Linked DNA regions of Homo sapiens: all the other regions are linked to region 2. A link is a contact called in ENCODE Hi-C or POLR2A ChIA-PET data. All regions are on one chromosome and are shown on one strand. The core of a region is the stretch at or near the end of the contact, and the rest is flanking DNA. Distances in the headings are between cores, read along the strand shown.

Region 1 (3,852 bases), core at 75-2,574, 510 kb after region 2:
AAATCAGCCAAGTAATTAGCCCGGTGTGGTAGCGCACGCCTGCAATCCCAGCTACTTGGGAGGCTGAATAAGGAGAATCACTTGAACCCGGGAGGTGAGGTTGCAGGGAGCCGAGATCGCGCCAGTGCACTCCAGCCCAGGCGAGGGAGCGAGACTCCATCAAAAATAAATAAATAAATAAATAAGCCAAAAGATACACTCCTGAAAGAGGTTACTCCTACGTTAAAATGTGAAAGGTTTCAAGGTACCCCGGAGTGTGAGGAGGGTGGAGAGAACAGGCCAGCCTGGGGTGCCCAAGACGGACTTGGTCCAAGCCAATTTGGCTCTGTCCTGCTTCTAACAGTTCTATTAGAGATCACAAGGAGGAAGAGTAAGAAGAACAGCAGCGTTCAATACAATGTGCCAATTGCTCCGGGGCGAGGTGGCGGTTAGGAAGCTCGCCCATGAAGACGGCGGCGAAACGAACTCCCCTCTCCTCTCGGGCCTATTCTGCAGTCTCCTCTGAGCGCCTGGGACCCCCCACCCCAGTGAACATGCACAGCGCGCCACAGTTCACGTCCGCGAATATAACCCAACCCCACTGTCGGCCATGCTTCCCAGGTACTTTTTTTTTTTTTTTTTGAGGTGGAGTCCCGCTCTGTCGCCCAGGCTGGAGTGCGGTGGCGAGATCTCGGGTCACTGCAACCTCCGCCTCCCGGGTTCAAGCAATTCTCCTGTCTCAGCCTCCCGAGTAGCTGAGATTACAGGCATGAGCCACCACGCCCGGCTAATTTTTGTATTTTTCGTAGAGACGGGGGTTTCACCATCTTGGCCAGACTTGTCTCGAACTCTTGACCTTAGATGATGCACCCGCCTCGGCCTCCCAAACTGCTGGGATTACAGGGGTGAGCCACCGCGCCCGGCCGCTTCCCAGGGACTTTTAAGGACACGCACAGCCGTTGAGAATATGCGAGATGGCCCAGAAGCCCACTTTCGGCGGGCCCAAGCCTCCAGTCCAATCCCCGGGTCGATCCTCTGCGGACTACAACTCCCAGGTACCCCGTGCCGGGTCGTCGCGCCATTCCCCGGGGTCGTGCGCACCGCCTCCCGGATGCAGTATTCCGCTGCCCTGCCAGGTCCCGCCCCCTTCCGGCCAGCGGGACCTCTTACCTGCTCCGCCCTGTCGGGGGTGGTGTTAAGCAGGTTATTAAGTTCCACGAACATTCCGAGCTCCTGGGACTAGCGCTCTGGAGGAGAACCCGGAGTGCTGCAGAGACGACGGAGGCTGGAGAGCAAAACACACCCGACAGCCCGGCTCGCGCAAGGAAGCGCGCATGCGCAATGCCACTTTTGCGAGCCAGCCACAGCCAATGAGGCGGGTGCCTCGATGGGACCGCTGCGCACGCGCGTAGACGTCCGTCGAGTCCCAGGTGGTAGGAAACGATGGGCTTCTCTGTGCGACTGCCAGCGGCCTCTGGCGGCTCATTCCGCGCAGATCTGCGTGGCGCCCGAGCCCTCCCAGTGGGCCCCCAAGGCTCCACGCGACCGAGTATTCTTCTTCCCTTGGCCTCGCTCTCTGCCCAGCCCCGGGCTCCTTTTCTCCACACGTGGCTGTCAAGCGCCTTCTGTATGCCCCACACTCCTGGGAGCTTGGGCTACATCGATGAACAAAAACAAAGGACAGGGAATTTATTATTATTATTATTATTATTATTATTATTATTATTATTTAATTGAGACGGAGTCTTGCCCTGTCGCCCAGGCTGGAGTGCAGTGGCGCGATCTCGGCTCACTACAGTCTCCGCCTCCTGGGTTCACGCCATTCTCCTGCCTCAGCCTCCCGAGTGTAGCTGGGACTACAGGCGCCCGCCACCACGCCCGGCTAATTTTTTGTATTTTTAGTAGAGACGGGGTTTCACCGTGTTAGCCAGGATGGTCTTGATCTCCCGACCTCGTGATCCGCCGGCCTCGGCCTCCCAAAGTGCTGGGATTACAGGCATGAGCCACCACGCCCGGCCGACACGGAATTATATCTTGAAAAGTTGTGTGGAGAAAAGCAAAGTGGGATTAGAGAGTACCAATGGGGGCAGGGGTAGGTTCCAGAATTAAAGAGGTTGTCAGGGTGGGTCTCACTAAGAAAGTGTGGTTGCGGCTGGGCGCGGTGGCTCACACCTGTAATGCCAGCACTTTGGGAGGCCTAGACGGAGGGATCACGAGGTCAGGAGTTCGAGACTAGCCTGGCCAATATAGTGAAACCCCCTTCTCTATTAAAAATACAAAAAATTAGCCTGGCGTGGTGGGGGGCGCCTGTCATCCCAGCCACTCGGGAGGCTGAGCCAGTAGAATCGCTTGAACCTGGGAGGCAGAGGTTGCAGTAAGCCGAGATCACGCCATTGCTCTCTAGCCTGGGCAGCAGTGTGAGACTTCGTTAAAAAACAGTGTGGTTGCAACACGCCCTGTATGCCTGTCCTCAGAGCCTTTATACTAACTCTTCCCTCTTCCTGGAATGCCCCTTTTCCCAGATATTAAGCTGATTTTAAAATTCCCCACTTCCTTCAGGTCTCTGCTCCGATGTCACTTTATTCGTGAGGCCTTCCCTGAGCACCTTACTTAAATCACAAACTGTCCCTTTCCCAACACTTCTTTTTCCTTGCTTTTATTTTTTTCCATAACATTTATATCTATTATACCGTATATAGTTTTGTTCTAGCCCAATCAGCCTCAGATCAGTGGACAAACCTGTAATTCCACCAAAGTCAAGTTTATTGACAGTCACTAAAATAATTGTTATATGATTTGGGAAAGAGTCGAATTCAGGTGAAATTTAAGTGAACCGGTGTTTGATATGCTCAAAGCACAGCACAGCTGTGTGTGGAGTCCTAATCTGGCGTGGACTGCAAAGGGGACCCAGGGTCATTTCTGTGGAAACTACAAGGTTAAGATCGATGTGGAATGTAATCGTTAGCTGAAGCTCTGCACCTGGGATGGAAATCAAGGCTGCTTCTCTGTGTCAAAGGGATGTAGATCCTTCAGCCAAGAATGAGATGTTTCATGCTTATTGAAATGTGAGAAAGAGAAAAAAAAATTGGCCTGACACTCACAGCTAGGTCTTGGTGTTCCTGTTGAGCATAAACAATTTCATAAAACACCAACATCAGACTGATTGTGACGGATCAAGACAAAACTAGAACACTCCATAATCATGTTGAACACAAAACATGTACATTGTCCAAGCCACAACCAAACATCTCATTTCCCAGCAAATAAGAGTACCACTTCTTTACCAATCTCTTTAGCCTGATACAAGTTCTTTTTTTTTTTTTTTTGGCCTGATACCAGTTGTTTATCACATACTGGCTTTGCAAAGATGCCTCCCTGTAAATAAGATATATCAGGGTACCTAATCATAGAATTACCCCAATCTTCTGACAGCCTCCATCTCCAAGCAAAGCTGTACTTCCTTAAACCCTCCCCTAAATCACTTAACAAGCCCAAATCCTATAATTATTTTCTAACACTCTCTTAATGAGACACCCCATGGTTCCCCCATGGTGTACATTCTCCCTCATAGCAATGAGTAATAAACTTAGTGTTTTCAGTAATAAGTATATTCCTGGTGGTCATTGCCTGGAGGGAATAGACATGATGTCAAGCAGCAAAGTTTTAATTTTAGAGAACAAAGTTTCTTGCTAAGAAAGCAGTAGTCGCCACCGAGTGAGGTGGCTCATGTTACATGGGAGGCTGAGGCAAGATAATTACTTGAAGCCAGGAGGTGGAGGCTGCAATGAGCCGAGATCACACCACTACACTCCAGACTGTGCGACAGAGCAAGACTCTGTCTTAAAAAAAAAAAAGAAAAGAAAAGGAAGAAAA
Region 2 (3,603 bases), core at 513-3,012:
ATGCCCATGCCATGGTGCTGACCAGCCACTTACCCACAGGAGCCACATCCAACTCGGCTCTCAGCTGAGGAAGCAGCCCATCGCCTTGCACGCCTGGACACTAACTCACCTAGCATCTTCCAGCACCTGGACGAACTCAAGGCATTCTTCGCAGAGGTGAAAGGAAGACAAGACCTCAACTTTATATTCTGTGAAATGGGTTTAACCCCACTGTCCTTACCAACCACGTGGGGCAGATGGGAATCCTAATCAAGGTCACTGATTTCAAGGCACCTTAGAAAATGAGCTAAACATGGGAAGAGTATGGGGGCAGGAGGGGTGCCTTCTTCATCAGGGCCAGGATAAAGTGTCGACTCAACAAGCTCTGAAAGCCTTAGGGAGATCAGGAGGGAGATCTGTCCTTGGACCCCTTCCATCGCCTTCCTAGACAGGAACATTCCTGAATGTTGCCCCCAGGCCTGACTTTTTTTTTAGGTTTCCCTCTCTTCCTGCCTTTGGGCTAGGGGGACAAGGAATAACAGGGTGAGAGGACCAAGTTGAAACTAAGTGTGATACTCTGGAAGCATCTTCCATGTCTGTCCCAGCTTCTCACCCACTTTCTGAGATGCCCTCCTAAAGTCTCTGCCTGTTTCTTGGAGGGAACCTCTGCATCTGTGACACCTACTCTATGACCCCTGGGGACTGACAGTAAAGGAAGGGATGATGCTTCAGGGAGCAGATAGTGTAATCTGATAGTACTCAGGCATAGCTAGGCCTGCCCTTGCCCCTGCAGGTTGTCAGTGATGGTGTACCCCTGGTGCTAGCCCTGGTCCCCCACCGGCAGCCCCACTCCTTCATCACCCAGGGTTCCCCAGACCTGTTGGTAAGTGCATTGTGCAGAGCCCCAGCTCAGCTCCACTCCCCCTTGCCTCTGCCAGAAACCCACCTCTGCCCCCTCCTGCCTGCAGGTGACTGTGAGTGCCAGTGGGCTGCTGGGCACCCACAGCTGGTTGCCCTATGACCGCAACATAAGCAACTACTTCAGCTTCAGCAAAGACCCCACCATGGGCAGCCACAAGTAGGACAGAGGGCTGTGGGTGGGGTGGGCTACAAATGCCCTGCACCCGGAATTATTCCCCTCCCTAATCAGAATGTAGGCCAGCTGCAGGGGAAAGGTCTGGCCAGGCTCCCTGAGGGCCTGGGTCTCTTCCATGTGGCCTGGCCTCACTTGCTATCCCCCTCACTGGGTCAGGACGCAGCGACTGCTGAGTGGCCCGTGGGTGCCAGGCAGTGGTGTGAGTGGACAAGCACTGGCAGTGGCCCCGGATGGAAAGCTGCTATTCAGCGGTGGCCACTGGGATGGCAGCCTGCGGGTGACTGCACTACCCCGTGGCAAGCTGTTGAGCCAGCTCAGCTGCCACCTTGGTATGAACAGCCTTGGAGCTGGGGAGAATGAGGCACACAGGTATGGGGCCGGGTTCTGAGGCTGGCCAGGGCGGATGTGACTCCTCCGTTCTGCCTGTACCCTCCCCTTCCCATGCAGATGTAGTAACCTGCCTTGCACTGGACACCTGTGGCATCTACCTCATCTCAGGCTCCCGGGACACCACGTGCATGGTGTGGCGGCTCCTGCATCAGGTGTGCCTCGTGGGCAGCTCTGTGGGGCCCCCGTAGCCCAGACCTGCAGCCCATCCGTCCCTCAGTGGCCTTCCAGTCCTGTCCTCCTCTAGTCTTGGACAAGGCCTTCATTTCCTGAGCCTCAGGGGACAGTCCTAAGCCAACCCTGGTCCTCCACAGGGTGGTCTGTCAGTAGGCCTGGCACCAAAGCCTGTGCAGGTCCTGTATGGGCATGGGGCTGCAGTGAGCTGTGTGGCCATCAGCACTGAACTTGACATGGCTGTGTCTGGATCTGAGGTGTGTGTATGCATGTGCCCTGGGGAGGGTGAGTTTCCTGGGCAATCCCCCTGGAGCCCAGACTCCTGCCCAGGACCCTAAGTTGCCTTCCTGCAGGATGGAACTGTGATCATACACACTGTACGCCGCGGACAGTTTGTAGCGGCACTACGGCCTCTGGGTGCCACATTCCCTGGACCTATTTTCCACCTGGCATTGGGGTCCGAAGGCCAGATTGTGGTACAGAGCTCAGCGTGGGAACGTCCTGGGGCCCAGGTATGGGGAAGGGGTGCCCAGCAAAGATGGAGGGGCAGTTGGGATCCTGTCCTTGCTGACACTCCCTGCTTCCTCCAGGTCACCTACTCCTTGCACCTGTATTCAGTCAATGGGAAGTTGCGGGCTTCACTGCCCCTGGCAGAGCAGCCTACAGCCCTGACGGTGACAGAGGACTTTGTGTTGCTGGGCACCGCCCAGTGCGCCCTGCACATCCTCCAACTAAACACGTAAGCCCCCCATTTATGGGTTCATGGCCCCTGAAGGTGGTGGTCATTGGTGTAGGATAAAGGCCCTAGGAACCCACACACCATACATGTTTGTGGGCACATATTTCAAGGTTTGTTACCTGTCCCTTCATCTTCCCATGGGGAGGTCTTGCCCTGGGCCTCCGCTTAGCCACAGTTGTGGGAGATTTCTTTGTGTATAAGAATTTCAATTTAACCATCCTTAAAATGAGGACAGAGAGGGTATATGGGATAAGGGATATCTGCTGGTCGCAAAGCCCCCTTGCAGTCGCAAGTTGGTGTATATCCCCTCTCCCTTCCAGACTGCTCCCGGCCGCGCCTCCCTTGCCCATGAAGGTGGCCATCCGCAGCGTGGCCGTGACCAAGGAGCGCAGCCACGTGCTGGTGGGCCTGGAGGATGGCAAGCTCATCGTGGTGGTCGCGGGGCAGCCCTCTGAGGTGAGGATGGGGCGGGGGTGGGGAGGCCCCTCGAACGGGGCGGGGCGTGGCGCGGCGATCCCAGCTGATCCTACTCAACCCTTACGCCCACCAGGTGCGCAGCAGCCAGTTCGCGCGGAAGCTGTGGCGGTCCTCGCGGCGCATCTCCCAGGTGTCCTCGGGAGAGACGGAATACAACCCTACTGAGGCGCGCTGAACCTGGCCAGTCCGGCTGCTCGGGCCCCGCCCCCGGCAGGCCTGGCCCGGGAGGCCCCGCCCAGAAGTCGGCGGGAACACCCCGGGGTGGGCAGCCCAGGGGGGTGAGCGGGGCCCACCCTGCCCAGCTCAGGGATTGGCGGGCGATGTTACCCCCTCAGGGATTGGCGGGCGGAAGTCCCGCCCCTCGCCGGCTGAGGGGCCGCCCTGAGGGCCAGCACTGGCGTCTGCGGCCGCAGCAGCACTTTTTGCACAGTCTGGGGCGGGGTTCCCCGGCTTCCAAGTCGCTGTTTCGTCAAAGCACGAGGGCCGCCTGTGGCCTTAATTCCTAACGGCGGCCCCGGTTCTCCCTTCTCGGCAATAAACCAGGCCTAGTTTTGTAGCTGCTCCGTCTCCGAGTGTGCGTTCGCGCGCAGCGTCTCGGCCTGCCATGGCCACCGTCCCAGGGTCGCCGTCTGAGTCTGGCCTGGCTCGCGTTCCCCTGGCCCGTGACCCCCTCTGGGCCCACTCGCCCCCCCTCCGCGTGGCCGTCGCTGAACTGGGGCCTCAGTTTACCCGGCAGTGTAGCCCCTGCCCC
Region 3 (3,638 bases), core at 30-2,529, 340 kb after region 2:
AGTGCTTGTCTTATTATAAGCCCCTTTCTTTTGTGAATTTGAAGTAGCACCAACAAGCCTGGATTGTGAAGGTATTAAGAATCGGTCTGTGGGCTACTGAGTGGGTCCTTAGGATACTGGCCCAGATTTTGCCACTGGGTATGGCAGATCATTTTCTACCATGGCCTGCTGCTCTTGTAGTGGACTTCCTGAGTCCAATCCCACCTCCTGGTGTAGAATTTACACTGCTGCACCTGAGGTCGATGTTTCAAAGTAAGATCAAGCCAGTGTTTTGATCTGGGCTCTGAGCACAAGTCAGGAAACACCAACATATTCACACTCTCCCAGTAGGTTCCTCAGTCCGATGGTGAATGGCTATTCGTAAATGGCTGGTCTGGCTCTTTGGTGTTGGAGCCTTTCCAATAGCCCCATGAAAAGAAGCATCACCCAAGGATATTGTAAAAAGGATGTAACAAGGAGATAGGGTAGACATTGTACTCAGTGGGCCTTGGGGCCTAGCCCAGCTCTGAGCAGAGGACTGTGGCATTCACTGTCCTTGAGTGTTTCACCTTCTTGGATAACACACGGGCCTTCTCTTCTGGATTTCATCAGAGATTACAGCCAGATGGGGGCTGAAGACCATCCTCTTGACCACAGAGGTGTGACTGTGGGAATTCCTCCCAATTTATGGTTTCCCAGAAAATCTTAGTTCCTTTTATTTATAGAATGCATGTCTTTTGTGTTAAGAAACCAAAGAGAAATAAAGAGAACACTCCTAATAGCTCTTGTCCTTTCTTGGTTTATTTCTCAGATATTAGAAGTACATGTTTGTTTTTTAATTGTGATTCACTGAAAAAAATATATTGGACAAAATGGGAATATTTCTGTGAATATAAGGGAAAAGCCAGATGTACAGCAAAAGTAGTCTTTGGAGAGATTTATTTTATGAGAGTCACTTCTGGTGAAAAATATGCAAAGACTTCATTTGCACTTTGGGACTGCATATTGGTGCCTGTCCTGATCGCCCCTACTCTCGGATTTCCCCTTTTCTCCATTCACTGCCCTAAAACTCCAGAGTTTCCCAGTGGAATGTGGCTGCCTGTTGACTGCCTGGAATCAGCATCTCCAGCTCCTTTTTTATGCTCTAGGCGAGAGGTGCTTTAACTTTGGTGCACATAAAAGTCACTGGAAAATGTTTAAACCACAGATCCGTTCCTAAGTCCCTCTCTAGAGACAGGTTCCCTAGGGCTGGGGTGCAGCTCAGCATTCTGGCGTGAGCAAGTTTCCTTGGTGATTTGCATGCTCTTCAGTGTGAGAACTATACTCCCATCTTCAGTTTCACTTCCCCAAATACAGCCGCATTCCAGATCTGCTCTTCCAAGATTACACTGTGGTTAGTGTGGTTTTGCCTGTTGGGAAACTCTTCAGTCACACTTTTCCAAAAGTCAGCTTGTGATCAATCTTGTCCATTGGACTCCTGGATGGCAACTTAATTTTTTTAAGTTTTTGGAAGGCATATCACTCCCACACACACCCCACCAGGACATGTCTTACATATAAACACTCTTATCAGTTGAATCTCACATGGTCCTCAGTAATCCCCACGGAGCAGGTAACATTTTAGCATAAGGAAACTGCCTCAGAATGGCCAAGTAATTGACCTGACTCCAGCTAACCAGTGGCATTGTGAGAAATTGAGACCAGATCTCCACACTCACAGTCCAGTCTGCCTAAGGACAGCAGTGTCTTCCACCTGTGAAGGGAGCAGCATTCCTCCCAACAGTCATAGACCTTGGAAAAGCAGACTGGGCAGCAAGGGGAAGAGTGAAGAAGCAGGTGCCTTCATGCTGAAAGAGATAGCCAGACTATCTGGGAACTCTGCCCTCTGGGAGAAAGGCCTGTTGCTTGTAAAGTAGTAGCAGCCCTTTCCATGTAATCTATGCCCCCTTGACCAGAGCCAAAGAGCCCCATAGGTGAAGAGTGGACTGCTAAGTCAAACTGGATTCATCTGCTTGACTTTCCATTTCTTTTTTCTTTCTTTCTTTGTTTTTGTTATTTGGACTCCTTTCCCCCTCATGACCAACAGCAGAGCCCACTCCATTTCACCCCAAAGTCCAGCACTGCTGCTTTTTATTGCTACTCACAATAACCTAACAGTACACAACATTGCTTACTGCAGCCTTGAACTCCTGGGCTCAAGCGATCCTCCCACCTCAGCCTCCTGAGTTGCTGAGACAGCAGGTATGCACCATCATGCCTGGCTATTTTTTTTATTTTTTGTAGAGAATCGGTCTCACTATGTTGCCTAGGCTGGTCTTGAATGCCTAGCTTCAAGCAATCCTCCCGCCTTGGCCTCCCTAAGTGTTGAGATTACAGGTGTGAGCCACCACGCCCAGCTTAGTTCTGCAGTTCATAAAACCTAAACTTCATAGCATGACATAGAATGTCACTGAGATACTGACACTTCCTCTCAGCTGCCCAGCAGCGGTCTTCAGGATCTCAGTTTAGATGTTACCTTCATGAAAACATCTCTGGTCAGCGTGGCACTCCTCCTCCATCTGCTGTGCTGGCCCTTGGCCATATTCTACCATGCAGTGACCTGTTTACCTGTTTTACCTGCTACGTGGTGAGCTCTGTGAGACTCTCCATTACTGTAGACACAACAATGGACATGAAGAAGAGGCTGAACAATAGCTTCTTGAAGAATTTAGGGACAATCAGGTATATCCACATTCAAATGTCACCTAATCATGCTTCCCTTGTCTTCCTCCTTTTTACGTCACTGATTTTTTAATAGTTTCATTGAGTCATAGTTTACATACCTTAAAGTTCATTCATTTTAAGTGTCCAACTCAATGACTTTTAGTAAATGTACAGAGCTGTGCAACCATTATCACCATCTTGTTTTAAAATATTTTCATCACTCAGTTAATCCCTTTTGCAGTTCCCCTTTTCACCTGCATCATCAGGCAACCACTATTTTATTTTGTCTCTATAGATTTTCCTATTCTGGACATTTCACATAAGTGGAATCATATAATATGTGGCCTTCTGTGTCTGGCTTCCTACTTTAGAATAATTTAGTTCATTCATATTGTAGAATGTACCAATAGTTCCTTTTATTGTTTTTAAGTTGTATTCCACTTATACCATATTTTGTTCATTCACCGATTGATAAATGTTTAGATTGTTTCCAATTTGGGGCTATTATGAATAATACGGCTATGAACATTCATTTATAAGTCTTTGTTAGACATATATTTTCATTCCTCTTGGGTAGATCCTAGGAGTGAAACTGCTGGGATCATATAGTAGGTTTAGGTTTAACTTTTTAAGAAATTGCCAAGCTTTTCCAAAGTGGCTGTCCCTCTTTACATTTCCACCAGCAATGTATAATGAATGGTTCAGGTTCCTCCACATTCTTGTCGGCACTTGGACTTTTCTGTTTTGTTGTAGCCATTCTAGTGGATGCAAAGTGGCATCTCATTATGGTTCATTTGCATTTCTCTGACAACTAATGATTTTGAGCATCTTCATGCGATTGTTAACCATTTGTATATCTTTAGTGAAATATCTATTCAATTATTGCCCATTTTTAAATTGGTTCACATGTCTTATTAATGAATTGTAAGAAAGTTTTACATATTCTGGATACAAAT

What was found. A loop is a pair of places that touch in the nucleus more often than their neighbours do. ChIA-PET counts read pairs that join two places held with the same protein, here RNA polymerase II (POLR2A). Pooled maps may share reads with other maps.
Region 1: a map of naive thymus-derived CD4-positive, alpha-beta T cell shows a loop between it and region 2 (29-fold over the local background). The contact joins the promoter of ELP6 here to the enhancer-like site in region 2. A Hi-C loop is called at or near these places in 1 of 168 maps with a recorded cell type or tissue (naive thymus-derived CD4-positive, alpha-beta T cell) and 7 of 50 pooled maps. POLR2A ChIA-PET finds 5 or more read pairs at or near these places in 1 of 52 experiments (activated CD4-positive, alpha-beta T cell).
Region 3: a pooled map shows a loop between it and region 2 (2.9-fold over the local background). The contact joins two enhancer-like sites. A Hi-C loop is called at or near these places in 1 of 168 maps with a recorded cell type or tissue (heart right ventricle), 1 of 37 single-sample maps with no recorded cell type and 2 of 50 pooled maps. POLR2A ChIA-PET finds 5 or more read pairs at or near these places in 4 of 52 experiments (CD8-positive, alpha-beta memory T cell, H1, HEK293 and 1 more).

Annotation. Positions count from the first base shown.
Region 1 is chr3:47,512,388-47,516,239 of GRCh38, forward strand. It overlaps ELP6 (elongator acetyltransferase complex subunit 6), which reads right to left and starts at 1,325. Exons shown (of 7, transcript NM_001031703.3): 1 at 1,150-1,325. The coding sequence starts at 1,203. RefSeq lists enhancers at 740-849, 1,180-1,289.
Region 2 is chr3:47,006,294-47,009,896 of GRCh38, forward strand. NBEAL2 (neurobeachin like 2) reads left to right here. Exons shown (of 54, transcript NM_015175.3): 45 at 40-156; 46 at 773-862; 47 at 948-1,057; 48 at 1,232-1,404; 49 at 1,523-1,617; 50 at 1,777-1,893; 51 at 1,990-2,148; 52 at 2,227-2,375; 53 at 2,696-2,831; 54 at 2,926-3,408. The coding sequence ends at 3,027. Among named protein-coding and RNA genes, the nearest start is that of NBEAL2, 28 kb to the left of the region's middle. RefSeq lists a silencer at 2,827-3,336 and an enhancer at 2,966-3,603. Within about 2 kb of position 1,763, at least 3 of the 41 ENCODE cell types and tissues checked have a DNase peak (open chromatin) inside an H3K27ac peak, as active enhancers do.
Region 3 is chr3:47,346,057-47,349,694 of GRCh38, forward strand. KLHL18 (kelch like family member 18) reads left to right here. Exons shown (of 10, transcript NM_025010.5): 10 at 1-760. Among named protein-coding and RNA genes, the nearest start is that of PTPN23, 33 kb to the right of the region's middle. Within about 2 kb of position 1,280, at least 4 of the 41 ENCODE cell types and tissues checked have a DNase peak (open chromatin) inside an H3K27ac peak, as active enhancers do.